2 separate regions of the Homo sapiens genome follow, and region 1 is linked to region 2. Evidence: chromatin loops called from intact Hi-C (ENCODE). Cell type or tissue: breast epithelium. All regions are shown on one strand. Links, peaks and the distances in the headings refer to the core of each region. The heading gives the core; the rest is flanking DNA. Region 1 overlaps LINC00501 (long intergenic non-protein coding RNA 501). Region 2 has its middle 66 kb from the start of LINC00578.

Region 1 (16,363 bases), core at 5,382-13,381, 72 kb after region 2:
CAGTGAGCTGAGATCGTGCCACTGCACTCCAGCCTGGGTAACAGAGCAAGAATCTGTCTCAAAAAAAAAAAAAGAAAAGAAAAGAAAAGAAAAGAAAGAAAGAAAGAGAAAGAAAGAAAGAAAGGGAAAGAAAGAAAGAAAGAAAGAAAGAAAGAAAGAAAGAAAGAAAGAAAGAAAGAAAGAAAGAAAGAAAGAAAGGGAAAAGAAAAGAAACTGGGAGAAAAGCAGAAAAGCAGAACATTAGCCTACTCTTTATTATAACAATTTTTTGCTTTGAGACGGAGTCTGGCTCTGTCGCCCAGGCTGGAGTGCAGTGGCACAATCTTGGCTCACTGCAACCTCCGCTTCCTGGGTTCAAGCGATTCTCCTGCCTCAGCCTCCCGAGTAGCTGAGGTTACAGGCACGCGCCTCCACGCCCGGCTAATTTTTCTATTTTTAATAGAGACGGGGTTTCACCACGTTGGCTAGGATGGTCTCAATCTCCTGACCTCGTGATCCGCCCGCCTCAGCCTCCCAAAGTGCTGGGATTACAGGCAGGAGCCACTGCGCCCGGCTATTGTAACAATTTTAAGGCAAAGTTCTAGATGCTAGTTTGTATCATACGATAGGATATTATAAAAGCATTAGTCTTTAGGGTTGACATTTTTGTGTTTTTGTTTCTTGCCAATCTAAAATTTATTAGGGGAGATGAAAGTGGATACACACACACACACACACACACACACACACACACAGCAGCAGCAAGTAGAGCCCAGTGGTAACAGTAATAAATTCTTTCACAGCAGAAGTAATTGTTTCCATTACCAAGTTATTCACATTTAATTTATTTGTGAAATTTGAGGTAAATGGTTCTCTTCAGGCCGGGAGCGGTGGCTCGCGCCTGTAATCGCAGCGCTGTGGGAGGCCAAGGCAGGCAAATCACCTGAGGTCAGGAGTTTGAGACGATCCTGGCCAACACGGTGAAACCTTATCTCTACTAAAAATACAAAAATTAGCCAGGCAGGCAGGGCACAGTGGCTCACGCCAGTAATCCCAGCACTTTGGGAGGCCAAGGCAGGCGGATCACCAGAGGTCAGGAGTTTGAGACCAGCCTGGCCAACATGGAGAAACCCCGTCTCTACTAAAAATACAAAAATTAGCCAGGTGTGGTGGCGGGCACCCGTAGTCCCAGCGACTCAGAAGGCGGAGGCAAGAGAATCGCTTGAACCCGGGAGGCAGAGGTTGCAGTGAGCTGAGATCGCACCACAGCACTCCAGCCTGGGAACAGAACGAGACTCCGTCAAAAAAAATTAAAAAAAAAAAAAAATTAGCCAGGCATGGTGGCGGACGCCTATAATCCCAGCTCTCCAGGAGGCTGAGGCAGGAGAATCACTTGAACACGGAGGGTGGAGGTTGCAATGAGCCAAGATCGCCCCATTTCACTCCAGCTTGGGCGAAAGAAAGAAACTCCGTGAGAAAAAAAAAAAAAAAAAAAAAAGTTCTCCTCAATTAAGCACTATCCTGGAAGATTTTTTTTCCAGAATCTATAGTGATAGCCATCCCCTCTCTCCTAAACTCCAGATCCATATTTCTACCTGCTTCCTGATCATTTCCATCTAAATTATCCACAGGCCATGTACAAACTTGGAACTCATCCACCCAACTCACCTCTTCCCCATGGACTCCTAATCTCAGAAAATCGCATTGCCATCGACGTAGCCCTGTGGGCGTGAGGGTAGGAAACTTCGTCTCACTGCCCATGCTTAGTTAGACACCAAGTCCCACAGAGCCTATGAAACATCCCTCAAGTTTATATAATCTATTATGTTACCAATGGGTTTATCCTATTCAGGTCATCCTTTCCTCTAAAGAATAGTATTTTGAAAGATGCTGAACAGAGCTCTGTTTCTGGCCCAGATGAAATAACAGTAACTGAATTTATTGTTCTTCATGAAACAACTAAAAAACTGAACAAACCTATGAAAGAATGTTCACAAAACCTTGGTCATCAGGCAACAAAGGACAATGATCCCTGAGAGATGGAAAACAAATAAGGTGCGCTCTGTGGTTTCCCCAGCTTTGTACCTAAGGAAAGCTTCCCAGCTTGGCACAGGGAGGGAAAAGCCAAGTGGAGCCCGACAGTCTCCCTGAGTTGAGGAGACAAAATGGTGAGTGTGAGAAATTCAAAGCAACCAGAATTCACTAGGGCAAATTGTCAGAAAGAAAAGAGCTGGAGCTCTGGAAATCTTCAGAGGGTAACCCTTGATGCTCAGCTGAGTACTGACCACCACATGCAAGTGAGAAAATTACCTGAGGCCAGGTTAAAAATAAATAAATAAACAACTCAAAATATTAATGAGTACAATTCCATAATCCTATATAGAGCTGAAAAACTCACCTGTGCCCACTAACCAGATTGGTAAACTTCATAATTCATACAACATCAGTTAAAATACTATGGCAAGAAAGGGTTTGCCACAGTAATGGGGAAAAGCTAGTCCCAGGTTAAACATTGCTTTGCTCCTGGCTCAGCAAGTTTTAAAGCCATACCCAAAATAATCTAAATTTATGAGCAATTTAGGCATAACTTGGAACAAAGCTAAATATTTATAGGAATATAAAATTATCCAACAATTAGATAGAAGACCACCTGGGAATACAGGTTCTATAGGCTTAAAAAAAATCAACAAGGTAAAAAATCACATCTGGCATCCAACCAAAAGTTCTAAGGAAAGAAAAGAAGCAGGAAAGGATGACCCATGATAAATACAAAAATCAATCAATCAAAATTGACCCAATATTCACATAGATGATAGATTTAGTAGATAAGGCCGGGCATGGTGGCTCATGCCTGTAATCCCAGCACTTTGGGAGGCTGAGGCAGGTGGATCATGAGGTCAGAAGATCCAGATGATCCTGGCTAACACTGTGAAACCTCATCTCTACTAAAAACACAAAAAATCAGCTGGGCATGGTGGCATGCACCTGTAGTCCCAGCTACTCAGGAGGCTGAGGCAGGAGAATCACTTGAACCCGGGAGGCAGAGGTTGCAGTGAGCCAAGATGGTGCCACTGCACTCCAGTCTGGGCGAGAGACCAAGATTCCATCTCAAAAAAAATATATAGATAGATAGATAGATATAAATGAGATTTTTAAAAAAGAAAGGAGAAAAAATAGTGAAACCAAAGTTGGTTCCTTTAAAAAAATCAATAAAATTGATAAACATCTAGAAAAATTGATCAGGAAATAGAGAAGAAAGAAATTACCATATCAGGAATGAGGTTAAAATGAATATTTGAACAATTTTATGCTAATAAATTTGACAATTTAAATGAACTGGACAAATGCCTTGAAAGACACCAACTATCACAGCTTACTTAAGAGAAAATAACTTGAATATTCCATTATCTCATAAACAAATTAAATTTGTAGTTAAAGACCTTCCAAACAAGAAAACTCCAGTCCCAGATGGCGTCATGAGTGAAGTTTACCAAACACTTAAGAAAGAAATAATAATTCAACACAAAGTCTCTACAAAAATTGAAAAGGAGGAAATGCTTCTCAACTTCTTCTATGAGGCCAGAATTACTCCATTATCAATATTAGAAAATAATATTACAAGAAAAGAAAATTACAGACAAAACTCCTTCATAAGCAAAATTAAAAAAAAAAATTTAACCAATTGAAACCAAAAATATATGAGAAAGATAATACCTCATGACCAAGTGGAGTTTATCTCAGGAATGCAAGGCTGGTTTAACACTTGAAAATCAATCAATGTAATTCAGCATACTAACTAACAAATAAGCAAAAAGATCATCTCAATAAATGTAGAAAGATCATTTGACAAAATCCAATGTGTGGGCCGGGCGCGGTGGCTCACGCCTGTAATCCCAGCACTTTGGGAGGCCGAGGCGGGTGGATCATGAGGTCAGGAGATCGAGACCATCCTGGCTAACAAGGTGAAACCCCGTCTCTACTAAAAATACAAAAAATTAGCCGGGTGCGGTAGCGGGCGCCTGTAGTCCCAGCTACTCGGGAGGCTGAGGCAGGAGAGGCGTGAACCCGGGAAGCGGAGCTTGCAGTGAGCCGAGATTGCGCCACTGCAGTCCGCAGTCCGGCCTGGGCGACAGAGCGAGACTCCATCTCAAAAAAAAAAAAAAAAAAATCCAATGTGTGTGCTGGTTAGAATGTAAAATTGTACAAACACCTTTAAAAGTAATTCAACAGATTCATAAAATGTTCCACATATATGTACCATTGACTTAGCCATTCCATTCCTAGGTATATCCAAAAATAAAAATTAAAAACACATGTTCATACAAATAAAAAATAAAAACATATGTTTTGCATATGGATTTATTTTTTATTTTTTGAGACGGAGTCTCACTCTGTCACCCAGGATGGAGTGCAGTGGCATGATCACGGCTCACTGCAAGCTCGGCCTCCCGGGTTCCCGCCATTCTCCCTGCCTTAGCCTCCTGAGTAGCTGGGACTACAGGCACCCGCCACCACACCCGGCTAATTTTTTGTATTTTTAGTAGAGATGGGGTTTCACTGTGTTTGTCAGGATGGTCTCAATCTCCTGACCTCATGATCCACCCACCTTGGCCTCCCAAAGTGCTAGGATTACAGGCGTGAGCCACTGCGCCCGGCCCAGCATATGGATTCTTATAACAACTTTATTTGTAATAGCCAAAAACTGGAATCAATCCAAATGTCCATCAATACATGAATGGGTAAACAAAGTGAAGTGCATCCATATAACAAAATACTACTCAGCAATAAGAAGGAATGAATTGTTGACACATGCAACAACATAGGTGAATCTTAAAATAATTATGCTGACTGAAATGAGCCAAATCAAAAAGAAAGCGTAGTTACTATATAATTTCATTTATATAAAATTCTAGAAAATGCAATCTAATCTCTAGTGACAAGGGGCAGATAAGTTGTTGCCTGGGGTGGGAGAAGGAGGAGGCATCACAAAATAACATAAGGAAACCTTTTGGGGGGTGATAGATGTATTCATTTTCTTAATATTGGTGATGATTGTTACTTGGGTACATACATATGCAAACCTTATCAAGATGTGCACTCTAAATATGTGCAATTTGTTGTATGTCAATTATACCTCAGTAAAGCGGATTTTGGGGTGGGAGAAAAAGGCTTCTAACTCATCTCCATGACTCCAGTATCTTGAATTGCCCAGGTGTCAAACTTGTAAGTGATTAGGTAATCTTGGATGTTCAACCCAGTTGAGCCTTCAGATGACTCCAGCCCCATTCACTGTCTGATTACGACTCTAGGAGAGACCTCAGGGGATATCCACCCAGCTAAGCCAAATCAGCCCAAAGAACCATTATGACCCACTAAGTTTTCTTTTTAGCCACTAAGTTTTGGAGAAATGCGTCACACAGCAATACATCACCAGAACAGTGGGTTTTAAGGTTTTATTTTTTTTCTCAATCAAACCTTTTCTATATACAGAACCTTATTGTTAAGTTGAATATAATAAACAGATAAAAGTAAAACTGCTGGCTGGGTGCAGTGGCTCACACCTGTAATCCCAGCACTTTGGGAGGCCAAGGTGGGCAGATCACCTGAGGCCAGGAGTTCAAGACCAGCCTGGCCAACATGGTGAAACTCTGTCTCCACTAAAAATACAAAACATTAGCTGGGCATGGTGGTGGATGCCTGTAATCCCAGCTACTCAGGAGGCTGAGGCAGGAGAATCGCTTGAACCTGGGAGGCGGAGGCTGCAGTGAGCTGAGTTCACATCCATTGCAATCCAGCCTCGGTCATAAAGCAAAACTCCGTCTCAAAAAATAAAAAATAAAAATAAAAAAAGTAAAACTGCTTTGGCTAAAATGGGAGTGGAAGAACCTAGATTTTTACTTGGCCAGGCTTCCCTGAGTGGTTCCTGAGCCAAGAGTGGCTCTCGGAGAACCTTTGTGTGACCCACCCCCACCCCAGAATTTCTCCTTTCTCAGATGGGAATTGAGGACATAAAGATTAAGTGTCACACACAAGTTATCGATCTGTGATGAAACTCTAGGTGTCTTTATTCAGAATTAACTTCACCATGCTATTGAGAATAGAAAAATGTTGTAAGCATATGTAAAATATCAGTTGTTGAATCAGAATAAGAGTGAAGTAAAAAAAGTCAGAAAAGCACACTGTGTCTATCTTGACAAATTTAACCACAAATCAACTTTTTTACCCAAGATTAAAGGAAATATTGGGTATTTGATCGGATATTTCCACTAAGATACGTTAGCACTGGTATTCCTTAATATATATTGGCCATTTTTTGTGTTCGTGATACATGAAAACAACCCGGGAAATAGGCTGAATTTGAAATAAAAATAATTTATTAGTTTTAGTGAATAAAAACACCACACCCTGCATATACTGCCAAATGGAAATATCTAATTCTTCTCAAGAGGCCTCTTTCACCCTTTTTTTCTTTTTTTGTGCTAATGGTGCAAAAACAGTGCAGTAAATTCTGTGTAATGGCCTTTCATATAGTATATTGAAATCAAATGCTCAATTTTCAATCTCTACCCGAGATTTGAAATGATTATGCTGATAAGTAGTAAAGAAAATAGATCTAGAAGAGACACACTTCCAACTAATATGATAAATTTATTTCAAAATAACATGAGTCCTAAAAACAAACACAGCCAAAATATACCTTAGAACTTCGCTATAAATCTCAGTGGACGGTTCGCTGAACTACAGCAGTAGGAATAATGTTTCTATGGTAAAAACTTAAGTCTTGCCTAATGCTGAGTTGAGAAGACCATTTCATTAACACAGGTATGACTTAGGATGGCAGCAGAGCCAAACCTGTGTACACTGAAACTGCCATTTTCTACATGTAAATGTAATCTTACATTCTGTACCAGCACTCCATCTCAAGCTGATATTTACAACTGTTTGCTCCCCGACTTGGTATCTCAGTACTCCATTTCTGCAGCTGTAATTGAGTTTCAAAGTTACACAGCAATAATTATTTTATAAAATTTTTATTACAGTAGGCTAAATGAATGCAAAAGCAGAATAATCAATTTATAAACTAAAATTAAAATTATAGACACTATATAAATGGTTTCTTTTTAAAACTCTTCAATTAAGCACTGCTTCTACCAGACCAAGAATATTTTAAAAGCATGAATGAAGTGGAATGCAAAATCAATGATATCAATGAGTGTATTTTACTTTTGTATTTTACTCTTCTTTTTTTTGAGACGAGGTCTTGCTCTGTCCCCCAGGCTGGAGTGCAGTGGTGTGATCTCAGCTCACTACAACCTCCATCTCCCAGGTTTAAGCAATTCTCCTGCCTCAGCCTCCCAAGTAGCTGGGATTACAGGTGCATGCCACCACGCCCGGCTAATTTTTGTATTTTTAGTAGAGACGAGGTTTCACCATGTTGGCAAGGCTGGTCTCGAACTCCTGACCTTGTAATCCACCTGCCTTGGCCTCCCAAAGTGCTGGAATTACAGATGTGAGCCACCACGCCCAGCCTTATTTTAATTCTTAGCATGTATGAGGGTATGTCACCTAGACCCATGTGTCAATTGCTTTTTTAAAATATGCATATTTAAAATGGAAGGATTACAAAATTCAGTAATGCTATATAGACTGAATAAAAATTTAGTTTTTGTTTTCAAAATAAAACTCATAAGCAAATAAATCATTTTGTTTGAATGCTTCAGTTTTAAGTAGTATTATAAACAAATTTCACTACTGAATCTTGTGGTCCAAGCTTCCATATTTCTTCTCTTTCAGGTCAGTAGAGAAAATATTTTTCATGCCTATGTTTTGAAAAGAATCGTAATCAAAATTAAAAACAACAGTGCAAATCTCTTGAAATCCAAAATGAATCATAAAAATATTAAAGTATGATTAATACTATTAACTCTTTTGTAATGCAAGAATTACTTGGGCACTTAGCCAACATGTACAACAACATACAGTTATATGAGAAACTTAGTCATCTGTCTTTAGGTGCATAAATGTCTAAACCTATTAATTCTCAAGGGAGATGAGAGATGAATACAGAATAAGCTAAAAACATTTTTCAAACTAGGCACAATCCCTCTCTCTATTAGACTAGGGACAGGGAAAATGTAAATGCTTGGGAAAACTTGTAACTTAATCAGAAAGCTACGCCCCTCACCTTGTTAAACCCCCTTCCTAAGAACTTCTCTGCCGGGCACAGTGGCTCACGCCTGTAATCCCAACACTTTGGGAGGCCAAAGTGGGTGGATCACGAGGCCAACATGGTGAAACTCTGTCTCTACTAAAAATACAAAAATTAGCCAGGCGCGGCGGCAGGCACCTGTAATCTCAGCTACTCGGGAGGCTGAGGCAGGAGAATTGCTTGAATCTGGGAGGTGAAGGTTGCAGTGAGTCGAGATTGCACCGCTGCACTCCAGCCTGGTGACAGAGCAAGACTCTTGTCTCAAAAAAAAAAAAAAAAAGAACTTCTCATCTAACCATCTTTATGATGATCTTCTACAAGGAAAGATTTAGTAATAACAATCATAATAAAATAATGACAACACCTTATATTGAATATTACTTTGCTATTTACAAAGTCCTTTCATTTAATTATTTAATTTGACGCTTACAATAGCTCTATGAAGTAGTCATGGTAGATACTCATTTTGCAACTGAGAAGTCACTTCTTTGAAGGAATATATATATATACACACACACACACACACACATATATATATCTCTTCAATAGTTTCAGCTATATATACTACAGCTGGGGCTAGGATTTAAGGTTATCTGATGCTCAGTCCAGTTCTCTTTCCCTGTATAATACAGTTTCCTTGAGATGGTGCTTCCTGAATTTTTTTAAAGTTGTTTTAACTTAAATGCAAGTCAAATTCTTCAGTTTCCTCTCATACGATTCCTATTTCTGGGTTAAGACTTCTGAAAACATGAAAGGAAATGAAACGTGAGCAAAACATAGATTTAAGAACTCCTAGGCATGGATCCACCAAAGACAACTCAACAAGAAAAAGGGTGTGACCTAATGCTGTGTTTCCAAAAGCAATGATTAGGGAAAGGAAGACAACAATCTGAGAGGAGCAAGAGAGAGCTGGTTTAACTCAGCTATTAACCCTCAGTTCAGCTCCCCCAAAGTCATATTAGCTTCTTAAAATAAACAGAAGAAAAAGTACTGAGATTCAAACCCTTGGCCAAGGGAAAACCACATTGAATACAGTGGGAATCAAGTCAAGAAGTCTTCCACATCATAACAGAGTCAAGTCTGAACAGAATTGACCAAGCAGGAAAAAAATGAAAATAAATGTAATGGAAGCTCTGAAAACATACTATAGGAAAAGAAACAAGGAAAGAAGAGAGAGAGAAAGAGGGAGGGAGGGAGGGAGGGAGGAAAAAGGGAATGACAGAAAAGACCTTGAAGAAAAATCAACTTAAAGATCAGAAGGAGGCCGGATGCGGTGGCTCACGCCTATAATCCCAGCACTTTGGGAGGCCGAGGTGGGTGGATCATCTGAGGTCAGGAGTTCGAGACTAGCTTGGCCAATATGGTGAAACCCCTTCTCTACTAAAAATACAAAAATTAGCCGGGCGTGGTGGCAGGCGCCTGTAATCCCAGCTACTCAGGAGGCTGAGGCAGGAGAATCGCTTGAACCCAGGAGGTGAAGGTTGCAGTGAGCCGAGATTGTGCCATTGCACTCCAGCCTGGGGGACAACAGCAAAACTTCGTCTCAAAAAAAAAAAAAAAAAAAAAAAAGATCCCAAGGAAATTATTAAAATTTGCTTCATGCCATAACATACATTAATGAGACTATTAATTCAATAAAGTGTGAGCTCAAAGAGAAGATGATAAAACCACAGAATGAGATTAAAAAGATGTGACTGAAACTATATCATCATAGGACTAATCAGTAAGCTAGAACATGGCAAGGAAGAATAGATACCACTGAATATAAAATCATAAAGCATAAAATATGAATTCAAGTAGAATAAAAATAATGCTAATAAATTAAGGAAAAATAAAGGATCAAAATTCCAACTAATAATCGTTGGCTTCTCTGTGCTAGAGAAACTACAAATGCACCAGAAGCTGTGGTGAAAGATACAATAGTAGAAAAATTTCCACACTCTCACCCCAAGTGAAGGAAAAAAATCTGGATATGCAAATCGGTTCCAAGAAAATTGTATATAGAATGCTCAATATAGAAACTACCTTAGTTAGTAACCACTGAACATCAAGTACAAAGAAAGAATTCTTTAGATGTCCAGGAAAGCACATCGCCCACTGTAATGGTTAATTTTATGTGTCAACTTGACTGGGCCATGAGGTGCCCAAACATCTGCTCAAACATTATTCTGGGTGTGTCTGTCAAAATGTTTCTGGGTGAGATTCACATTTCAATTTATAGACCGAGTAAAGCAGATTGCACTCCCCAATGTAAATAATCAACTGAAGACATGACTAGAACAAAAAGGCTGAAGAAAAGAGAATTCTTTCTGCCTGGTTACAAGAGCTTTTCTAGCCTTGCGACTTGGTCTAAAACAATGGTTCTTCCTGGGTGTCAAGCATGCTAGCATTTAGACCGAACTATTAGAACCATCAGTTCTCTTGGTTCTCGGGACTCCAGATTCAGACTCAGACTGGCTCTCCTGGGACTCCAGCTTGCTGCCTCCAGGTCTTGAGATTTCTCAGCTTTCATAGTTGCATAAGCCAATTCCTTATAATAAATTACACACAGAGGCACACACATGCACATCCTATTGGTTCTGTTTCTCTGGAGAACCCTGACTAGCACATATATACAAAGGTGAAAAAAAATCAGACTGGCTTCCCAGGTATTCCTAGTAACATACAATGGCAGAAACTAGAGACACATTCACAAATTCTAATGAAAAGAAACGGTGGCCAGGCACGGTGGCTCACGCCTGTAATCACAGCACTTTGGGAGGCTGAGGAGGGTGGATCACCTAAGGTCAGGAGCTCGGGAACAGCCTGGTCAACGTGGTGAAACCCCGTTTCTACTAAAAATACAAAAATTAGCCGGGTGTGGTGGTGCGCCTGTAATCCCAGCTACTCAAGAGGCTGAGGTGGGAGAATTACTTGAACCTGGGAGGCGGAGGCTGCAGTGAGCCAAGATCGCACCACTGCACTCCAGCCTGGGCAACAAAGCAAGACCCCGTCTCAAAAAAATAATAATAATAATAAATAAGAAAAGAAACTGTGACTCCGGAGCACAGATTCAGTCATGGCATCTTTCTAGTATAAAGACCATAACAGATAGTTTTAAACATAAAAGAACTAGGAATATCACTGAAGTGCCCTTCTTGAAAAAATATGTGACAATGAAATCTAAACAAATAAAAGGTGAATCAAAGTAAAGATCAGAGAAGCTATGGTACAAAGACTGGTGGGGAACAACACTTCCACTTAAACCAAGAAGTTATACTAAAACAATGAAAACTATGATTACAGAAAGTAAACACTGTAAATCTGGATAACTTGAAAATAATATAACTAACAGCCAGTGAAGACGGGCAAAGAGAAGATGGAAGAGTATTAATGTTCACACTTTATACTACCTAAAATTGAGGGGAAAATATTTTTATTTTTAAAATTATTTATTTTATTTTATTTTATTTTATTTTTTTGAGACACAGTCTCACTTTGTCACCCAGGCTGGAGTGCAGTGGCACTATCTCGGCTCACTGCAACCTCCGCCTCCCAGGTTCAAGCAATTCTCCTGCCTCAGCCTCCTGAGTGGCTGGGATTACAGGCATGCACCACCACACCTGGCTAATTTTTGTATTTTTAGTAGAAATGGGGTTTCGCCATGTTGGCCAGGCTGGTCTTGAACTCCTGACTTCAGGTGATCCGCCCGCCTCGACTTCCCAAAGTGCTGAGATTATAGGGGTGAGCCACCACGCCCAGCTGGAAAATACTTTTAAATGTTCTTCACAACCTCTTTTATAACTTTAGAGGGATAATTTAGGAAATATTTCTTGGGGAGGAGAAACATTTTTTTTTGAAGTCCAACAATTCCTCCAGTTATGTTTCATTTTATTTTTCTTCTACTGAATTCAACAGTTTTTATTGAGAAACAGTACTTAGGCCATGATGACATTTTTATACAATATCACTATTTGAGTGCATGCATAGAAAGAGGCAAGTCCCTTCGGTGTTAACTGTGGCAGTGTCTAGGTGGTGGTATTTTAGGTGATTCACATTTACTTTTCATTTTTACTTTCCTAAATAGTTTGAATTTTTTTTTTTTTTTTTTTTTTTTGAGACGGAGTCTCGCTCTGTTGCCCAGGCTGGAGTGCAGTGGCATGATCTTGGCTCACTGCAACCTCCGCCTCCTGGTTTCAAGCGATTCTCCTGCCGCAGCCTCCCGAGTAGCTGGGACTACAGGCACACACCGCCACGCCCAGCTGATTTTTTGTATTTTAGTAGAGACAGGGTTTCACCATTGTTGCCCAGGCTGGTCTCGAACTCCTGAGCTCAGGCAATCCACCCGCCTCAGCCTCCCAAAGTTCTAGGATTACAGGCGTGAGCCACCGTGCCTGGCCAGTTTGAATTATTTTTTAAAACATTTAAGCGGTTTAAAAAAAAAAATGCTAGACACTAAAATGCAAATTACCTAATATATACCTAACCGTTCTTTGTTTTTCTAAAATAAATTTTCAATTTCTAAAAATATCAAGTTGCCCCCTAGCTATCTAATTGCTATCAAATATTTGATGCAGTGCTTACAAAAAAAATGATGCAAAATTATTTCATGCACCTTTGCCTGTACTCTCTCTCAATGGAAGAGAGCTAGAGAATCTTAGGAAGGAAGAAAGGAAAAAAATTGGCTGGGCACGTTGGCTCATGCCTATAATCCCAGCACTTTGGGAGGCCAAGGCAGGTGGATCACCTGAGGTCAGGAGTTCGAGACCAGCCTGACCAGTATGGTGAAACCCCGTATCTACTAACAATACAAAAATTAGCCAGGCATGGTGGTGTGTGCCTGTAGTCCCAGCTACTCAGGAGGCTGAGGCAGGAGAATCACTTGAACCCGGGAGGCAGAGGTTGCGGTGAGCCGAGATCATGCCACTGCACTCCAGCCTGGGTGACAAGAGTGAGACTCCGTCTCAACAAAAAAAAAGGAAAAAAAGTAAGCCTTTTACTTTCTCCCACTTGAAACATACATGACTGCAGTCCATTTTACCTCCAGAGTAAATAAGTAAAAATGACCCAGACATTATCTTAATGAGGCAGAATTCATATAAGTGTGGGCCATGGTAGCAGGTTTGAATACTGACTCTCATTTCTAGGTCTGAATAGAAACCTCGGTTTAAATACTGACCCTTTGAAATCTAGGCTTGAATATTGACTCTCATTTCCTGGCTGTGTGACCTTGGCAAGTTCTTCTTTCTGATTCCCAGGGCATATGGCCACAGAACATGGTACATGATGGCAAGAATTAAACAGACAACATGTGTAAATAAATTGGTACGTATTAGGTCTTTGGTAAATGGTAGCTATTATTATTTTCAAAATAATTATTTCATTAAATTGAAAGAAGGGACTTGGAAAGACAATCAAATTAGAAAACATTCTGGAAACCTCTCCAAAGGCAACTTTTCCCACTTCCACGGCATCTATTACCTTTTTCGTGTCTACGGCAGGAGTGTGAGGGCCCTTTCCAGGGGAGCTGAGAATGGACAGTTTCAACAATGAAAAGTGGTAGTAGAGTCTCTTTCCTTCTCGGTACTATGTAGACCAACACAAAGCCTGGCTCTTTCTGGACTCAAGTAGAAAGGAGGTCTCTGCTCATGATTTCATGGTATCAGCTTTGTAGCATGCATCTGGATTAATTTTTATGAGCCCTTAGAGTATATCATTTACCAAGTTGTACGTGCAAGCAGGTTGCCTGACTTCCCAGAAACTAGGTTCACGAGATAGTGCTGAGCCTTTCCGGGTGAATGAATGACCAGAATGCAAGACCCTCCTAGCCCTTCACTGAACCGTGGCTCTCGAGGGTGTAGTTCTGCATGTATCACTGGGCTGCAGAAATGCTTTCCAGTCCAGCTCACAGCGCTATGCACACAGCTCCTCCTTCTCCATCTGAGGAGGGCATTTATAGGGCACACACAGCTGTCCAAAGAGGAACAACTCCTTCAGCAGCGCACTTTAGGCTTGGCTTTTGTGAGAGAAGAATAAACATGAGCTTTGTGGAAGTTAAAGATAAGAAAATACTGCGTCCTGGCTACAGGTCCAAGTCCAATCTCTTACACTCACAGAGCCCATCCTTTGAGTCATCAGCACAGAGCTTACCAGTCCTTACCAGTAAGGGCATTCTCTCAAGAATCTCAGGCTCTAATTCTAATCCTGAGTTAGGCTAGACAGCACACTTGCCACCCCCCACTTTGGTGTCAGGAGCTGATGTGCCAAATGTATATCAGGTCCTTAATTGCTGGGATGATTTTTTCACATTCACTTTTGGATCTTTTTTATCTTTTTCTTTTTTTTTTGAGACAGAGTCTCGCTCTGTCTCTCAGGCTGGAGTGCAGTGGCATAATCTTGGCTCACTGCAACCTCTGCCTCCCAGGTTCAAGCAGTTCTCTGCCTCAGCCTCCCGAGTAGCTGGGATCACAGGCACCCACCACCACGCCTGGCTAATTTTTTGTATTTTTAGTAGAGACGGGGGTTTCACCATCTTGGCCAGGCTGGTCTTGAACTCCTGATCTCAAGTGATCCACCCTCCTTGGCCTCCCAAAGTGCTGGGATTACAGGCGTGAGCCACCGCACCCAGCCTGGATCTTTATCTTCTATTATTTTGAGAGGATGGAAAAGCAACGTACAAATGCACTTTATAGCACTCTATCAGGCACTCTGAAAAAAAATGTGAACTCTCAGGCCAGGCGCAGTGGCTCACGTCTGTAATCCCAGCACTTTGGGAGGCCTAGAGGGGCAGTTCACTTGAGCCCAGGAGTTTGAGACCAGCCTGGGCAGCATAGCAAGACCCCATCTCTATAAAAAAGAAAAAAGTTTTCTAAATAAAAATTATAAAGTAACTTAAGAGTATAGTTTGATTGTTTGTAAGCCAGGTGTGGTGGTTCACACTTGTAATCCCAGCACTTTGGGAGGCCGAGGCAGCTGGAGCACCTGAAGTCAGGAGTTCAAGACCAGCCAGGCCAATATGGTGAAACCCCATCTCTACTAAAAATACAAAAATTAGCCGAGTGTGGTGGCGCACACCTGTAATTCCAGCTACTTGGGAGGCTGAGGCAGGAGAATCACTTGAATCTAGGAGGCAGAGACTGCAGTGAGCCAAGATCTTGCCACTGCACTCCAGCCTAGGTGACAAAGTGAGACTCATTCTCAAAAAATAAATAAATAGGCAGGGCATGGTGGCTCACACCTGTAATCCCAGCACTTTGGGAGGCCGAGGCGAGCGGATCACCTGAGGTCAGGAGTTCGAGACCAGCCTGACCAACATGGAGAAACCCCATCTCTACTAAAAATACAAAATTAGCCAGACGTGGTAGCTCATGCCTGTAATCCCAGCTACTCGGGAGGTGAGGCAGGACAATCACTTGAACCCAGGAGGCAGAGGTTGCAGTGAGCCAAGATCACACCATTGCACTCTGGCCTGGGCAACAAGAGCGAAACTCCATCTCAAAAAATAAATAAATAATAAATAAAAATTTAAAAATAAAAAATAATAATTGGATTGTTTGTAAAACAAAGAAAGGATAAATGCTTGATGTGATGATACCCCATTTAACTGATATGATTATTATGAATTGTATACCTGTATCAAAATATCTCATGTATCTCATAAATATATACACCTACTATGCACCCACAAAAATTTTAAAACACAAAATAAAATGAACCAAGGACTTTAGCAGATGCATCACTAAAGAAGATTTAGGCTCTATCACCTGCCACCACTGCCCGGGCCCAAGTGGTTCACTGAGCTGTGAAGACAGATTCCAGACGCTGGGAACTCACGCCTCCAATCCCAGACGCTGTGTCCAGCAGAGGCTCCATGGTTCTGGCCTACAGTGGCAGCCTGGACACCTCCTGCATCTTTGTGTGGCTGAAGGAACAAGGCAATGACATCATTGCCTACCTGGGCAACATCGGCCAGAAGGAAGACTTCAAGGAAGCCAGGCACTGAAGCCCGGGGCCAAAAAGGTGTTCACTGAGGATGTCAGCAGAGAGTTTGTGGAGGAGTTCATCTGGCTGGCCATCCAGTCCAGTACACTGTATGAGGACCACCTCCTGGGCAGCTCTCTCCCCAGGCCCTGCATCGCCCACAAACAAGTAGAAATCACCCAGCAGGAGGGGGCCAAGTGTGTGTCCCATGGCACC
Region 2 (16,363 bases), core at 2,907-10,906:
CCTATAGGAAACTGTTTAAGAATGTATCTACGTGTTAGTGTTGCAATATTCAAATGGGCAAACTCAGGTCTTTCTTCAGCTGAGAAATGTGTTACTTGCATTATATCTTTAACTTTTTTTTTGAGACAGAGTCTCGCTCTGTCGCTCAGGCTGGAGTGCAGTGGTATGATCTTGGCTCACTGCAGCCTCCGCCTCCCAGGGTCAGCAATTCTCCTGCCTCAGCATCCCGAGTAGCTGGGATTACAGGCACCCATCACCACACCTGGTTAATTTTTTTTTTATTTTTAGTAGAGACGGGGTTTCACCATGTTGGCCAGGCTGGTCTCGAACTCCTGACCTCAGGTGATCCACCCGCCTCGGCCTCCCAAAGTGCTGGCATTACAGGCATGAGCCACAGCTCCCGGCCTATCTTTAATTATTTTATGTCTATTTCATCGAACAGATTTGTAGCATAGTTAGAATTCATTTCATGGACATTTTTGTGGTAGTGCAGGAAGTCAATTTTGAGCAGGGCAAAGACAAATACGGGAAAATACATTACGAGTCTCCTGCAAAACATTAAAAGATACAGAGGGCACTACTAACAAAAGGATAGAGAAGAAGTAGATGGGAGAAATATGTAAGAAGTAAAATCTGAAACTACCTAACTTAGTGATTAATTAGATATGAGGGAATAGGAAAAATTAGAGTAAATGCTCACATAATGTATGGGTAACAGTGTCACTGACACCATCATTAATTATGATTAGACACATAGGGGAAGGAACAAGTTGAGGTGTCTGTGTGTTCTAGCTATCTAGTGTTGCGTGACGAACCACCCCAAAACTCAAGGTTTTAAAATAGCAATCACATTTATCTTACCAATTAGCAATTTGGGCCGAGCTCAGTGGGGAAATCTCACCTCGACTCCATGTGGTATCAATCAGGGCAGCTTGACCTGAAGCTGGATGCTCCAGTTCCAAGACAGCTCACTCGCACACAGCTGGCAAGTTGGTGCTGGCCGCCTGCTGGGACCTCTGCCAGGCTGTCTGCTCCAACACCTATATGTGGGTTCTCCATGTGGCTCTCTGACTTTTTCACAGCATGGTGTCCGGGGTCCAAAAGCAAACATCCCAAAACACAGCAAATGGAAGCCATCAGCTTCTCGAGGCTTGAACCTGACACCATATTACTTGCACTATATTCTACTGATCAAGCAGTCATAAAGCCCAGGCTCAAAACGAGAGACATAGACCCCACTTCTCAATAGGAGGCATTTCATATAGTTTTGCAGCCATGTTTTGAAACCTCCATACTGTAGGACATCTTAAGTCCCACTGTGGGACAGATAAGTTCAATAAATAATTTCATTTACAAATCTTAAAGGAACCTTTAGGAAAGAGGTCAAAAAACATATTCCAACTTGGGAAATATAGACAGAGGGACATTTACTGTAATTTTAATGAAGTTTAACTTTCATGCCCCTTACTTCCAAGATGAGGACTTGTACTTAATTTTATATATTTTTCTTACAGAGAAGCTCCAAAATTTTATAAGCTTCAGACTCCATAAAATTTTATGTACCCCTGGGTAAAATTTAAATAAGAGTAGATGAGATTTTCTGAGGAGACTGTATAGAATGAAAAGAGCAGTGGTGTAAGAATGGAAACCTGCAAATGTCAATATATTCACACCATGAGGAGAGAAAGAGGAAAGGGATTAGGAAGGAGATATTTAGAATATAATCAGAGAGTTAGGAGGATATCAGGAAAGAATTTTGTCAAACATACCAGGCAGTAGAAAGTTTCAGAAAGAAGTGGTTGGTAAATAGTCTCAAAATAAAGCATGAAGTTTGAAAAAAAAACTAAAAAAGAATCCTGTTCAGTCAGCATCATGAAGATTCATTAGCAACCTTGTCAAAGCAACAGAAGCTATTTTTCGGCATGTTGAGAATAAATGTTAATTTTAAAAAAATGGAGCTAGCAAGAGATTTGGCTGGCAAACATTAGAAATAGATGCAGGTGTAAGCGGTTGGGAACTAGAAAAATACATCTTTCAGAGGCTGTTTTCAGCAAAAATACAAGGGATACAAAAATATATAAAATATATATTTAAAATACATATAAATATATTATATAATATTTATATTTACATAATATATTTATATGCATTTTATATTTTATATATAATATATAAATATATTTTTATATATTTATATATTTATATTTATATTTTTTTATATATTATGTATTTTGTATACTTTGTATTTTTGCTGAAAGCAGGCTCTGAAAGATGTATTTTTCTAGTTCCCAACCTCTTACACCTGCATCTATTTCTAATGTTATATTATATACAGTTATATAGACTATTATTATATATAATATAATAATTATATAGAATATTATTATATAATATAATAATTATATAGAATATTATTATATAATATAATAATTATATAGAGTATTATTATAAATAATATAATAATTATGTAGACTACTATATATAATATAATTATTATATTATATATTATATTACTGTATTATATATTAATTATATTATATATTATTATATTAATATATTATATGTTAAAATACATTTTTAAAATATATTATAAATATTTTATATAATAAATATCTATAATAAATAATTATAAATAATATATATTTAAAATAATAAATATAAAATATAAATAAAAAATACAAAGTATACAAAAATATAATTGTAACTATTAAAGAAGTTAAAGCAATATCTTCAAGTATTTCCACAATGAAATGCCAATCTCAGATGGCTTCATGCAAAAATTCTCCCAATTTTTCAAGAAAAAAATCATCTGTCTTACACAATTTCTTCTAGGAAATATGCCACCAAATCATTTTACACAATCAGCATAAAACTGATACCAAAGTCATGCAGACATTAGAAAAGGGGTAAATTTTGGCCTTTTTAGTTCATAAATAAAGATGCAAAAATTTTAAACAAATTACTAGCAAAGCCAATTGGAATAGTATAGATAAAAAATAACATCCCATAATCAAGTTGCAATTATCTCAGGAATGCAGGGATGGTTTAATATCAGAAAAATCTATAATGTGGTTCAATGCATTAACAGATTAAAAAAGAAAACCATTGCTGGGCACAGTGACTCACGCCTGTAATCCCAGCACTTTGGGAAGCCGAGGTGGATGGATTACCTGAGGTCAGGCGTTCGAGACCAGCCTGGCCAACATGACGAAACCCCATCACTACTAAAAATACAAAAATTAGCCAGGTAAGGTGGCAGGCACCTGTAATTCCAGCTACTCAGAAGGATGAGGCAGGAGAATCACTTGAACCTGGGAGGCAAAGGTTGCAGTGAGCCGAGATCATGCCACTGCATTCCAGCCTGAGCGACAAGGGTGAAACTACATCTCAAAAAAAAAAAAGAAAAGAAAACCATATGACCATTTTAATAAATGCAGGAATAGAATTTGATAAAATTCAACATAATACAAACTCATAGTAAGAGAACAGAAGTGATCTTCTTAGGCATAGTACCTATTATCAGAAAATGTTGGTAGTATCCTCTTTAAAGTCAGGAATGAAACATTATCATTACTTCTCATCAACGTTATACTGAAGGCTCCATTTATACCAAACACCTAAGTACCCCCTCTTCTCCCAGTTTCTGTGCTAATCTCACCTCTCAGTCTGCTTTGCTAACTTGGTCTCTACCTGACAGTCACAGAGCATCTAGTTCCTCCAATCTTCCTCTCAATCTGAGCTGTACAATTGAACCAGTCTTGAAATTTATGGATGTTTAGCCAGACACAGTGACTCACATTTGTAATCCCAGTACTTTGGGAGGCAGAGGCGGGAGGACCAGTTGAGCCCAGGAGTTCAAGACCAGCCTGGGCAACATAGAGAGACCTTATCTCTACAAAAAAATAAATAAAATTAGCTGGACACAGTGGTGCATGCCTGTAGTCCCAGCTACTCAGGAAGCTAAGGCAGGAGGATCCCTTGAGCCCTGGAGGCTGAGGCTGCTGTGAGCCAAGATTGTGCCACTGCACTCCAGCCTGGGTGAGAGAAAGAGACCCTGCTTCCAAAAAAAAAAAAAAGAAAAGAAATTTATGAATTATTGAGTTCCACCTTTAGAAACTCCTATTTGATTGGTCTGGGCATACATAGCATGGGCATCTGAATTTTCTGTATCTCCTCAGGTAATTCTAATGTATAGCTCAGGTTGAGAACCACTAGATTACAGTTAAAAAAAAAAAAAAAGGAAGGAGAGAGGAGAAAAGGAAAGGGAAAGAAGAGTAGAGCAGTAAGTGATTCTCAAACATGGCCGCACATTAAAATCACCTATGACCTTTATACAACCCTGATGCCCAGATTCCCTTCTATATTGATTCTGAAATCAGAATCTGTGGAGGTATGATCCTGGCATAGTATATTTTAAAAGATTCCACATAGCTTTCTTATATGCTGTCAAGATTGACAACAACTGCTTCCTTTTTTTTTTTTTTTTTTTTTTTTTTTTGAGACAGAGTCTTACTCTGTTGCCCAGGCTGGAGTGCAATGGCGCAATCTCGGCTCACTGCAACCTCCACCTCCTGGGTTCAAACGATTCTCCTGCTTCAGCCTCCTGAGTAGCTGGGACTACAAGTGCACACCACCACGCCCAGATAATTTTTGTATTTTTAGTAGAGACGGTGTTTCACCACATTGGCCAGGCTGGTCTCAAATTCCTGACCTCAAGTGATCCACCCACCTCAGCCTCCCAAAGTGCTGGGATTACAGGAGTAAGCCACTGTGCCTGACTGGCACAAACACTTTAAATCCAACTGTCAACTCTGCGTCTTCTTTTGTAAGTCGCCTGGCTGCCCAAAGGCCCAAGGCTTCTCCTCCCTCACACCTGTGCCCATATATTCACTTCTGTCCACTAGGCAGCAGACTCCACAAGGGTGAGGGTTGTGACTTTCCTGTGTGTTATATATGAGAGCCGAAGCAAAGTTTCTCAAATCTCCCTTAGCTAGAAATAAGATTGTTTCCACATTACTGGCATATTCTGCAAACACAAATGAAGATTAATGGCTAAAAAGAGGAGAGGTACAGGAGCAAGAACCCAGGGAAGTGTTGATATTACCGATTTTAAAAGATGTGTGGGGGGTAAGTGGGAAACAGCACAAGACAGGGAGGAGTCAGCCTATAGTGAAATATGCACTAGAAATAGACCAGCCCTCTCCCCTTCAGAAGCACAAAACACATGGCAAGAACGGAGTCTGCCTCCACTCCCATCAAGCTCTGCACTACATTTCCCAGAAGTGACTTTTTCCACCCTTTCTTTCCCCTCTTTTCCATCAGTATTAAAGCCGGGCGCAATGGCTCACACCTGTAATCCCAGCACTTTGAGAGGCAGAGGTGGGTGGATCACTTGGGGTCAGGAGTTCGAGACCATCCTGGCCAACCAACACGATGAAACCCCATCTCTACTAAAAATACAAAAATTAGCCAGGCATGGTGGCGGGCACCTGTAATCCCAGCTACTCAGGATGCTGAGGCACGAGAATCACTTGAACCCGGGAGGCAGAGGTTGCAGTGAGCCGAGATCTTGCCATTGCACTATAGCCTGGGCAACAAGAGCGAAATTCTGTCTCAAAAGAAAAACAAAAAATAAAAAATAAATAAAGGGGTGAAAAGGGACTCCCCTAACCCTCACTGCCACAGTGGTGAGAAAAGAAATCTTCTCACACCCCTAGAATCCACATAGTAAGAAGGGACTTTCCTGCCTACGTGACAAGATGGGAATCCCCTGTCACAGAAGCATCTAGAAAGTAAGGGATGTCCGTCCGTAAATAGAGTATGCACCTCCCAGCCAAGGAAACCGATCTTCCTTGAAGAACAGCTCTATCTACACGTTTCATACACTGTCTCATTGAATCTGCTTTATCATTCCCATTTTACAGACGAGGAATCTGAACTTGTCCATGGTCACAGAACCAGTGAGTGGTAGAATCCAGTTGTCAGTCAATACATGTCAGAATAGTTCCAAAATCACTGTTTCTTCCATTGTAAAATGCACTAAGTTGTCCTCGTGGTCAACTTATTTTAGTTTTTTGTTTGTTTTTTCCTTTTTTTTCTATAGGTGGGGCAAGAGGCAAAGAAGATGTTTTATGTTTTTTGTTTTTGAGACGGTGTCTCACTCTGTCTCCCAGGCTGGAGTGCAGTGGAGCAATCTCTGCTCACTATAACCTCCGCCTCCCAGGCTCAAGGGATTCTTCTTCCTCCACCTCCCTAGTAGCTGGGATTACAATCACTCACCGCCACACCTGGCTAATTTTTGTATTTTTAGTAGAGACGGGGTTTCACCATGTTGGCCAGGCTGGTTTTGAACTCCTGACCTCAAATGATCCACCCGCCTCGGCCTCCCAAAGTGCTGGGATTACAAGCATGAGCCACTGCACCAGGCCAAGAAGATAGTTTTAAAGGGAGAAGTCAAACAAGATGGTAAAGGCTAAAAAATTGTTCTCAAAATGTTTCCAAAATATCCCTTATCATCTTGAGACGGAAGGCAACTCATTGTTGATCTCATGTTAAAGCAACACAGAATAACACCATAAACTTTTTCCATCTACCGTTATCAAGATCAAGGAACCTGGGATTTGTCTTTGTAAATATTATTGACAAACTCCAGGCCAGCGGGGGAAACCCCTATATAGCCCTAGGGAACACACTTAGCCCAGCCTATGTTCCCCAGCATTCTCGGGTAAAACCCAGCTTTCCCCAGGCAAAAGGTGAAGGTGCATAGGAAGTCCAACCCTGTTTGGGAGACTGCCAGACAGAGCCGCCTTCTCAGACCCACTCACCTGGAGCTAAGGTGCCAACACGGGCGTCACTTGAAAATAAGCAGAAAAGCTCTGCAAGTCCCGGCACGGCCACACCACCTCTGCAGTTGCTTCCATTGGAATCACTCCCTGACTCGCTGCTATGCCAGTTTATTTTGTTGCTTATATTCATTAGATGAAAATGATTTAATTAGGCGATTACGTTCGGGCTTGTTTGGTGTGCAGTATCACTCCTGCATTTTTTGGTTGTGTCCACGTATTTAAACCTCAGGGGAAAGGAGAATATTTTTATTCCCATGGCACCTGTCCTTTAGGACAAATTAAATATTGTTTTCTCTTGCTGCCTACCTCATGATCTCACTGCTTTGGGGCTGCATAATGAGAAAGAAACCATTTCAGTAATTGCCATATTGTGAAGAGCTGTAGGGAACGTTATAGCTACTGTATCATAGTACTGAAGTTTTCGTTTATAGGAATAAAAATAGTGATAGAGGAGAGTCCACAAATGCATTGTTTTTCAAGGCTGGCTCAGTCTTTGACTATCTGTGCCCCCTTGATAAAAAATGGCCAAAGATATGCAGACATAGTCTAACTCCTCTTTTCTCATCTGTGCACGTTCAGGAGAAGCAACCATGAACATGAAACAAAAGGGGAAAAACACAGAATGTTTCAGTGCCGTGCATGCAACTGATGCTCAAAGAAAAAAAAGAAAAATACTTGGCCGGGCGTAGTGGTTCATGCCTGTAATTCCAGCCCTTTGGGGGGCCGAGGTGGGTAGAACACTTAAAGGTCAGGAGTTTGAGACCAGCCTGGGCAACATGGTGAAACACCGTCTCTACTAAAAATACAAAAATTAGCTGGGCGTGGTGGCGTACGCCTGTAGTCCCAGCCACTCAGGAGGCTGAGGCAGGAGAATCGCCTGAACCTGGGAGGTGGAGGTTGCAGTGAGCTGAGATTGTGCCAGTGCACTTCAGCCTGGGTGACAGAGCAAGACTCCATCTCAAAAAAAAAAAAAAAATACGGCTGGGTGTGATGGCTCACGCCTGTAATCCCAGCACTTTGGGAGGCTGAGGCGGGTGGATCACAAGGTCAGGAGATTGAGACCATCCTGTGATTGGTGAAACCTCGTCTCTACTAAAAATCCAAAAAAAAAAAAAATTAGCCAGGCGTGGTGGCGGGCGCCTGTAGTCCCAGCTACTCGGGAGGCTGAGGCAGAAGAATGGCATGAACCCGGGAGGCGGAGCTTGCAGTCAGCCGAGAATGCGCCACTGCACTCCAGCCTGGGCGACAGAGCGAGACTCCGTCTCAAAAAAAAAAAAAAAAAAAAAAAAAAAACAAACCTGCTGATTTGATTTTTAATATGATTTACATTCTAGGTCTTTTCAAATGCCCTCAACATTAAAGACTAATGCTTCTGAACAAAAGCAAGTTCTCTCGTTCCCCAGGAGTCCCCTCTGTACTTTCCAATCCCCTCCCCCTCCAAATCACTCATACAACCCTTCCATAATTTTTCTCAGGCTCAATCCTATACATAAAGTACCATCTTTCTGATTAGGATCTCACATTTTATCATTTAGTAGCTCCTGAAATCTTTGCTCCTCCTAGGAATGCCTTTTAATCTGTCTCCCATACCCACACACACTAGGATGTGATTCCTATCATTCCTCTTCTCGAAACATCTCACAAAATTAATGTACTTATTTGCCTATAGGTAACAAAGACTTTATTTCGTATGTCTGCTCCTTGTTCAACTGCTTTCCCCCATAATGATACAGCAGTGAATATAGTAAGAAAACAGGAATCCATCTGCTGTGTTGGAGACAATCTCTATACCCAGTTTGCTCCTTGTCTGCAGTGATACTTATGATGGCATTTAAGAGAGCCTAGGGAGAAAACCAGACTGGAAACTTGCTATTTCAGTTATCACAAGCAAGAACAGGGCATCCTGCTTGCCTGTCTGTCCTCATTGGTGTCACAGGCATAGGTTACACTCGTCCATGCCCATAAGAAAATATCAGAAAATGACTGAACCATGATCGCTTTTTAAAATTGTGATTCACATATCATACTCATCACATCATTCAAGCCTCTTTGTGGCCGGACGCGGTGGCTCACTCCTGTAATCCCAGCACTTTGGGGGGTTGAGGCAGGAGGATCACCTGAGGACAGGAGTTCGAGACCAGCCTGGCCAACATGGTGAAACTCTGTCTCTACTTAAAATACAAAAATTAGCCGAGCGTGGTGGCACATGCCTGTAATCCCAGCCACTCAGGAGGCTGAGGCAGGAGAATCGCTTGAACCTGGGAGGTGGAGGTTGCAGTGAGCCAAGATCGCGCCATTGCACTCCAGCCTGGGGGATAAGAGCTAGACTTCGTCTCAAAAACAAAGCCTCTTTGCCCATGGCAGCAAGGCTCTGGGGTTTTTACTTTGTTGTTGCCGTTGTTGTTGTATTACCTTGAGTGTTTATAAAAACATCTCAGGTATTTCTGAGTAAACCAGCTGCTTCTGCTCCACTCGTGAATTTTGCAGTTTACTGGGTTCTAGCTCCATGTCAAATGGTAGCTATATAAACAATCTCCTCTACACATGTCCTTTACATGCACAGGAGAGGGCCTGCCTGGTACAGCCTGCCATCCATCCATCAATCCATCCATTCAGAATATTTTTATTAATGGCTTGCAATGCATTGTTCTGGGCATTGAGGATATTACCCTAAACAAGGCAGACAGGAACCCCATACTATGAAAATTACCCTGTAAGATAGAAGCCTCTTTCCTGACCTCTAGATGAAGTCCCAGAGGAAGCCTGCCTCTGTCCTTTTGTAGACTTTCTATAGTTATAACAGGCTTAGCTGGGGCGGCATCCTGCTCTGCTGTTAGTTTTCTGTTCCCCACTGCAGCACGGGTGAATCAGAGCAAGTAATAATCATTGGTTTGTACAGTGCCCATTTCTAGATTTTATTTCATAAACCTATGCCCAGTTCACATCTAGTAATAGAACGTGCTCAGACACTGTGACTGCTGTGCCAGTCAAAGCCAAGAGACATTCCTAATTCAACTGGATAATATTTTAATGTGTAAAACTTGTGGCTTTTTTTAGACAAGAAACATATTAAAAGAATGCCTAATTCTATCCAGTTCAAAGATTATAAGAGTTGGATGCAAAGATCTACAATTTAAGGTTCAGATCTTAAGATTTGTGATCTTACAATTTACGTATCTTAAGAGCCAAAAAAATGAAAAATCCAGTCCAGCATGGCTGCTTCCTGAGCCCTTGCCTTAACTTGGTACAATTAGATATTGCAGATTGCATATCTAAAAGCCAGTTAAGTAGCAGACTTCCCTGACAGACAAAACTAGGAAAAGCTTCAGTCGAACCTAGTGGACATCGGATCACCCCAAATGGAGGCCATTTACCCAGCAACTATGAAAAGAAGCCTGCCAGAACATTTTAGTTCTACACGACACTCTACTAATACCCAGGCCATCTTCTCCAGGCATTAAGTGCCTTCAACAAGCCAAGAAGGCAACTCCCATAATCAAGTAGAAAGGTGATGCAAACTAAGTATTTTGTGTCCCTCCAAAATTCATATGTTGAGGCCTAAATCTCCAATGTGATGATATTTTAAAGGTGGGGCCTTAGGTAGGTAATTAGATTATGAATGGGATTGGTGACTTTATAAGAGACATTAGAGAAATGATCTCTTTCTCCACCAAGTGAGGGTACAATGAAAACACTGTCGTCTGTAAACCAGGAAGACGACCTTTGCCAAGACCCTTACTATGCTGGTGCCATGATCTTAGATTTCCAGCTCCAGAACTGTGAGAAAAGTTTCTGTTATTTAACACACCCAGTCTATGGCAATTTGTTATAGCAGCTGGAACTGACTAAGACTGAGGGCAATCCTCAAAATTCATCAGGGTAATACATTTGCTTCATAATAGATAAGCATCTTTTTAAAAAAATTTTTTTGACATTTTTATAGAGACACGGTCTCACTGTGTTGACCAGGCTGGTCTCAAACTCCTGGCCTCAAGCAATCCTCCCATCTCGGCCTCCCAAAGTGCTGGGATTACAGGCATGTGCTATCATGACCAGCCAGATAAGCATCCTTTAATTCCCATAAATTTTGGAAATTGAGTTGATAAATGCTTAATAAAAAAAAAAACCTGTAATCTTTATAATTTTGTTATTAAGGGATATGTGAATATTTGGAATTTAAAAAGTCACATGAGACTTTGGCCTCTTCATGTAACAGTTCAGCCCTGTAATTCCACCTTAAAATATATGATTGAGTTATTGATTTAGAGTTTAGATTTACACAATTTTAATGATATAATATTGGAAGATTTAAGAGATTTTAGTGTTCCCATAGCTGAATTTGATTTGTTAGATTTACAACAGTTATTTAAATACTTAGAAAAGGTCTGTTAGCTAAAGCAAGCAACTAAAGTCTATAAAAGGAAAATCAAGCACATTTAAATCATAAATGAAATTTAAAGTGTTCCAGGCTGTTTATTTAAGTTTGTGAAAAGGACCAAATATTAGTCAAAGGCTGCTTTAAAAATGATTGTTAAAATTTGCTCGATTTATAAACAGAAAAATAAGATTTATAAACTGAACTTAAAAGCTTAAAAAGAACTACATGTGTGGATTTGTAACATTAATTAATTGATTATTAATTTTTAAAGCGAAAAAACTCAGTAATCTTTTCTGCACACAAAAACTGCCTTGAAGGATAATTTTTAAGCCATATTTAACAACCTTCTTGGGAACTCAGTGAGTGAATGAGGAAAAAGAATTACGCTCACGAAGAAAAGGTAGATAAAATATATTTTTAAAAATATGGCCCAGAGTTAAAACTAAATAGTATGCTTTCACTTACCCTCTCCTACCTTCCAGTAAATGCAGGAGAAATGCTACAAGATAATGTGGATGAAGCAAAAGATCAGAATTATTCAACAATTTTTATTATTGAGTACCTACTCTATGTTTTACACTATGGGAAAATGCAAGAATATGTGGCATTTATAATCTAGTGAGGCAGGTAAGACTCACAAATCTGAAACAGAGAACAGAATGATTCAGTTCAATAAACACTTATTGAGAGCCAGCCTTGCAACAGATATAGTGACTGGCTCCAGGGAGGGGGAGGCGGCTGGGCTCAAAAACAAACAATAAGCTTTATAATTAAGTGCTAAATTGCGTGTTGCAGAAGTCAAGTGAGAAGCATTCAAAGAGAGATAACAAAGTCTATTGGAACAGCTGAGATTTATGGATGAGGTAAGAATTGATCTGGGCTTTGAAGGATGGAAAGGACTTCAATAGGCAAAGGGGGTGGGGCTGGAAGAGAGGGGCACTATGAATCTAGTGTGCAAGGGAAGCAACAAAAGAAACCAGCAGAAATGCTACACATTGAATGACAGTGGAATTAGATCATGGAGCAATTTCTAAATTACACAAAACTAAAATTAAAGCTAGTTACTAGACTAAGCTACTAAACAATAATAAAAGCAATAATAATTACTACCAAACATTGAGAGGAGGTGGCATAAAATAAGATAAATCCTCATATGCCATAGCAATGAGTCAATAGGTACTATTTAAATTTGATTAATCATAAAAAAATTATGAGCATATATTACTAAACCTTTTGTGATAAACACCAAAGGAAAGATAAAGCTAAAATAGGTTGTCTCTGGGGCTGGAACTAAGGATGAGGAGGGTGGGGGACCAGAGAATCTTGTTATAAACTTTTCTGCACAATTTGAGTTGATACCACATGATTGTATCACTTTGATCCAAATATGAATATTCAAAACAAATAAACTCAGTTATTAGGCCATGTTTGTTTGACCCAGAGGTAGATTTACTACTAAGCTAATAAAGCCTAAGCCCTGATTCCTTCCAAGACCTACATCTAATTTTGTATGTATGTACTTTCTAATTTTTTTTTTAAAAAGGCCTTCCCACAGTCATATAAGCACCAGGCCCTGGATGACCCTGGTTTGAACTACAGTCTTTTTCATTTCTCACAGTTCTTTAATGCCTTTCTTCCTTGACATTTCCTAGAAAGAACCTAGTCTCTCTACTTTTTATGTTACTTTTAATCAAGGCATATGGTCTTAGTTATGCTAATAAATAATCTTGCTTCAAAATAAAATCTCTACTTGATTCAGTAAACAATATCGAGGCACGTAGTTTTGTTGTTGTTGTTGTCCATGAAAAGAGTATATTCTTTTATTGTTTTTTGTCCATACATGTTAAGTTTCAACTTTCAATAATAAAATTCAATAAATTTGATTCCTTCATCATAAAAACTTGCTTTACACATTATTTACATGTTGCCAAAGTCCATGCAAAACATCACAAGGATTTGATTGACTCCATGCATGATGCCATCACACAGAAGGAGGAGGGAGCTAATCCAGTAACATACATTCAAAGATTAAATTATAGATACGTACAGTGTATTTAGCACTGTTCATTAATATTATAACACCTTCCTCTCAAAGACAGGCATTCTTAAGCGTTAATCACAATATACCAGAATTTGCACTTAGATTTTTAAACAAAGAAATGAACAAGGGGGAGTGGTGATCTAAAAAAACGTCCCCTTGACAGAGTTTGAATTGAAGTTGGGAGAGCCTGGAAGCACAGGGACCAGTTGGCAACTGTTGCAGTAACTGCTTGGTGAGATATAAAGGCTTGGATCAGCTGGTAATAGAAGTAATGAAGAAAATGAGACAGATGCAGGGGCTATTTTAGAAAGGAATTGACCAGGTCGGGTTACCAGCTAAAGACCTGCCCTACAAATAGTTAGGATACTTCCAAGTTACACTTTGGGATAGAGCTTGATTTTTCACTCATTTTTTGGCAAATGTCTCACAGGCTTCAACTGAAAAGTTGACCAGTAAAGCCAATTTGAATGAATGCAGCCTGCCAGTCCCTCTGTAATTCTAGTCAAATATTTATGGATGGAATTCTACCAGTGACTTTCTTTTAATAACAAAATCATGAATTGTCTAGCCCTGGATATGTATTCATATTCTTGTACACAATCTTAGGAGCATGTGCTGATGAGACAGGCTAATAAATGGATTCAATTAAAACAGCTGACAATCTTTTGGACCAAGGGAGTTCTCACTTGGACAGTTTATATAGCTGCCTATATTCTTACTGCGGCAGATTCTTAACAAATCCACGTCCTAGAAGAAGAGGCACATCACAAAACTGTTCTGCAATAGTAAAGCTACGTGGCAAACAAAAACAAATCCCAAGCTAAAGAATTTGGGGGAGAACATCTAATATTTTGTATTGGTCTTGTGACTTGTATTTCTTAATATCTCTACAATGTATTTTGAGTAGTGTGTCTACATCATGAGGATTCTGAATACATAAACTGTAGGTCTTTGAATTTCTCTGTGGAAATAAGAAATTTAAAATCATGTTTGTATGCAGCCAACCCAGCACAGCTGACCTGAAAAGTGAAGCCACTTAATAATGCACCTGGGTTGTTTCCTGATTGATTGATGATTGATTGACTGTCATGCATATGGAGAAATTAGCAGCCAGGCTTGAAACTTGGTAGGAACTGCTCTCCTTTATCTTTCATCCTCTGTCATGGGTTGGTTTTTTTGTTTTTTTGTTTTGGGGGTTTGTTTGGTGGGTTTTGTTTTTGTTTTTGTTTTGTTTTTTTTTTTGAGTCGGAGTCTCACTCTGTCGCCCAGGCTGGAGTGCAGTGGCGCAATCTCGGCTCACTGCAAGCTCTGCCTCCTGGGTTCATGCCATTCTCCCACCTCAGCCTCCCGAGTAGCTGGGACTACAGGCGCCCGCCACCATGCCTGGCTAATTTTTTGTATTTTTAGTAGAGATGGGGTTTCACCATGTTAGCCAGGACGGTCTCGATCTCCTGACTCGTGATCCACCCGCCTCAGCCTACCAAAGTGCTGGGATTACAGGCGTGAGCCACCGAGCCTGGCCCACGGTGGGTTGTTTTTGTTGTTGTTGTTGTCGTTGTTTGTCTTACAAATGGAGCCTAGGCGGGGCACGGTGGCTCACGCCTGTAATCTCAGCACTTTGGGAGGCTGAGGTGAACAGATCACGAGGTCAGGAGTTCAAGACTAGCCTGGCCAACATGGTGAAACCCCGTCTCTACTAAAAATACAAAAAAATTAGCTGGGCCTGGTGGTGGGCGCCTGTAATCCCAGCTACTTGGGAGGCTGAGGCAGGAGAATTGCTTGAACTCAGGAGGTGGAGGGTGCAGTGAGCCAAGATTGTGCCACTGCACTCTAGCCTGGGCAACAACAGCAAGACTCTGTCTCAAAAAAAAAAAAAAAAAAAAAAAGTGGAGCCTAATGCTCTACCCTTTTGTTTTTAAAAAAATAACTTTGATTGCATCAATAAATACTAAAATTATACTCACTAATCATAATGCCTACTAAGTGCAGAAGTTGAGTTAAGAAGTGGAAATACCGGGCACAGTGGCTCACGCCCGTAATCCCAACACTTTGGGAGGCCAAGGCTGGTGGATCATCTGAGGTCAGAAGTTCTGGACCAGCCTGGCCAACATGGGGAAACCCTATCTCTACTAAAAATACAAAAATTAGCTGGGCCTGGTGGCAGGAACCTGTAATCCCAGCTACTCAGAGAGGCCAAGGCAGGTGAATCACTTGAACCCGGGAGGCGGAGGTTGCAGTGAGCCGAGATAGCACCATCGCACTCCAGCCTGGGGGACAAGAGTGAGACTTTGTCTCAAAACAAACAAACAAACAAACAGACAAACAAAAAGAAGTGGAAATACAGGCCAGGCGCGGTAGCTCATGCCTGTAATTCCAGCACTTTGGGAGGCTGAGGTGGGCAGATCGCCTGAGATCAGGAGTTCCAGACTAGCCTGGCCAACATGGTGAAACTCCATCTCTATTAAAATTACAAAAAAATTAACCGGGTGTGGTGGTGCATGCCTATAGCCTAGCTACTCAGGAGGCTGAGAAGGCAGAATCACATAAACCCGGAAGGCGGAGGCTGCAGTGAGCAGAGATCATGCCACTTCACTCCAGCCTGGGCAACAGAGTGAGACTCCATCTAAAAAAAAAAAAAAAAAGTGGAAATACAGAGCTAAATATGTGAAGTGCCCCTGCAATAGCTCGAAAACTAGTGAGCAAATTAAACAGAAAACCACCCTGTGAGTGCGATGATGGAGACATATTCGTTTCCACATTCTATTCTCTCATCCTCATGTAAAAGGAAGTGGGGGAGACTTTCAATGCATCATAAATTTTACTCCCCTCTAGATTGCAACCTTTCTGACATTTTCTCCCACTTTCCACTATTATTTGTCCTTGTTCTCTTCACAGCTGAAAGCTCTCCCTCTCTGCTGGCTCCTTGCCATCATCCGCATTATTAGTATGCTGACGCAGTGCCCGTCTTCATATATACCTATATATGCCTCCAACACAATGCAATCTTTATTAAAAGGTTGTGTTGGCCAGGCACGGTGGCTCACTCCTGTAATCCTAGCACTCTGGGAGGCTGAGGCAGGCGGATCACCTGGAGTCGGG

What was found. A loop is a pair of places that touch in the nucleus more often than their neighbours do. Peaks named below come from ENCODE experiments on the same cell type or tissue, not always from the same donor. Only the 100,000 strongest peaks of a DNase experiment are listed, where the experiment ranks them.
Region 1: it touches region 2 in a loop (29-fold over the local background); 2 of 110 quality-filtered maps call a loop at or near these places.

The regions. Positions count from the first base shown.
Region 1 is chr3:177,298,046-177,314,408 of GRCh38, reverse strand. The region is part of intron 1 of LINC00501 (long intergenic non-protein coding RNA 501); the gene reads right to left. It also overlaps the pseudogene ASS1P7. Among named protein-coding and RNA genes, the nearest start is that of LINC00501, 12 kb to the right of the region's middle. RefSeq lists a silencer at 8,841-9,041 and an enhancer at 14,136-14,225. In breast epithelium, for the core only: no CTCF peak of the experiment used is centred there; no DNase peak of the experiment used is centred there.
Region 2 is chr3:177,367,771-177,384,133 of GRCh38, reverse strand. No RefSeq gene overlaps it. Among named protein-coding and RNA genes, the nearest start is that of LINC00578, 66 kb to the left of the region's middle. RefSeq lists an enhancer at 5,688-5,867. In breast epithelium, for the core only: a CTCF peak has its summit at 6,931; a DNase peak (open chromatin) is centred at 6,833; H3K4me3 peaks cover 632 bases; H3K27ac peaks cover 858 bases.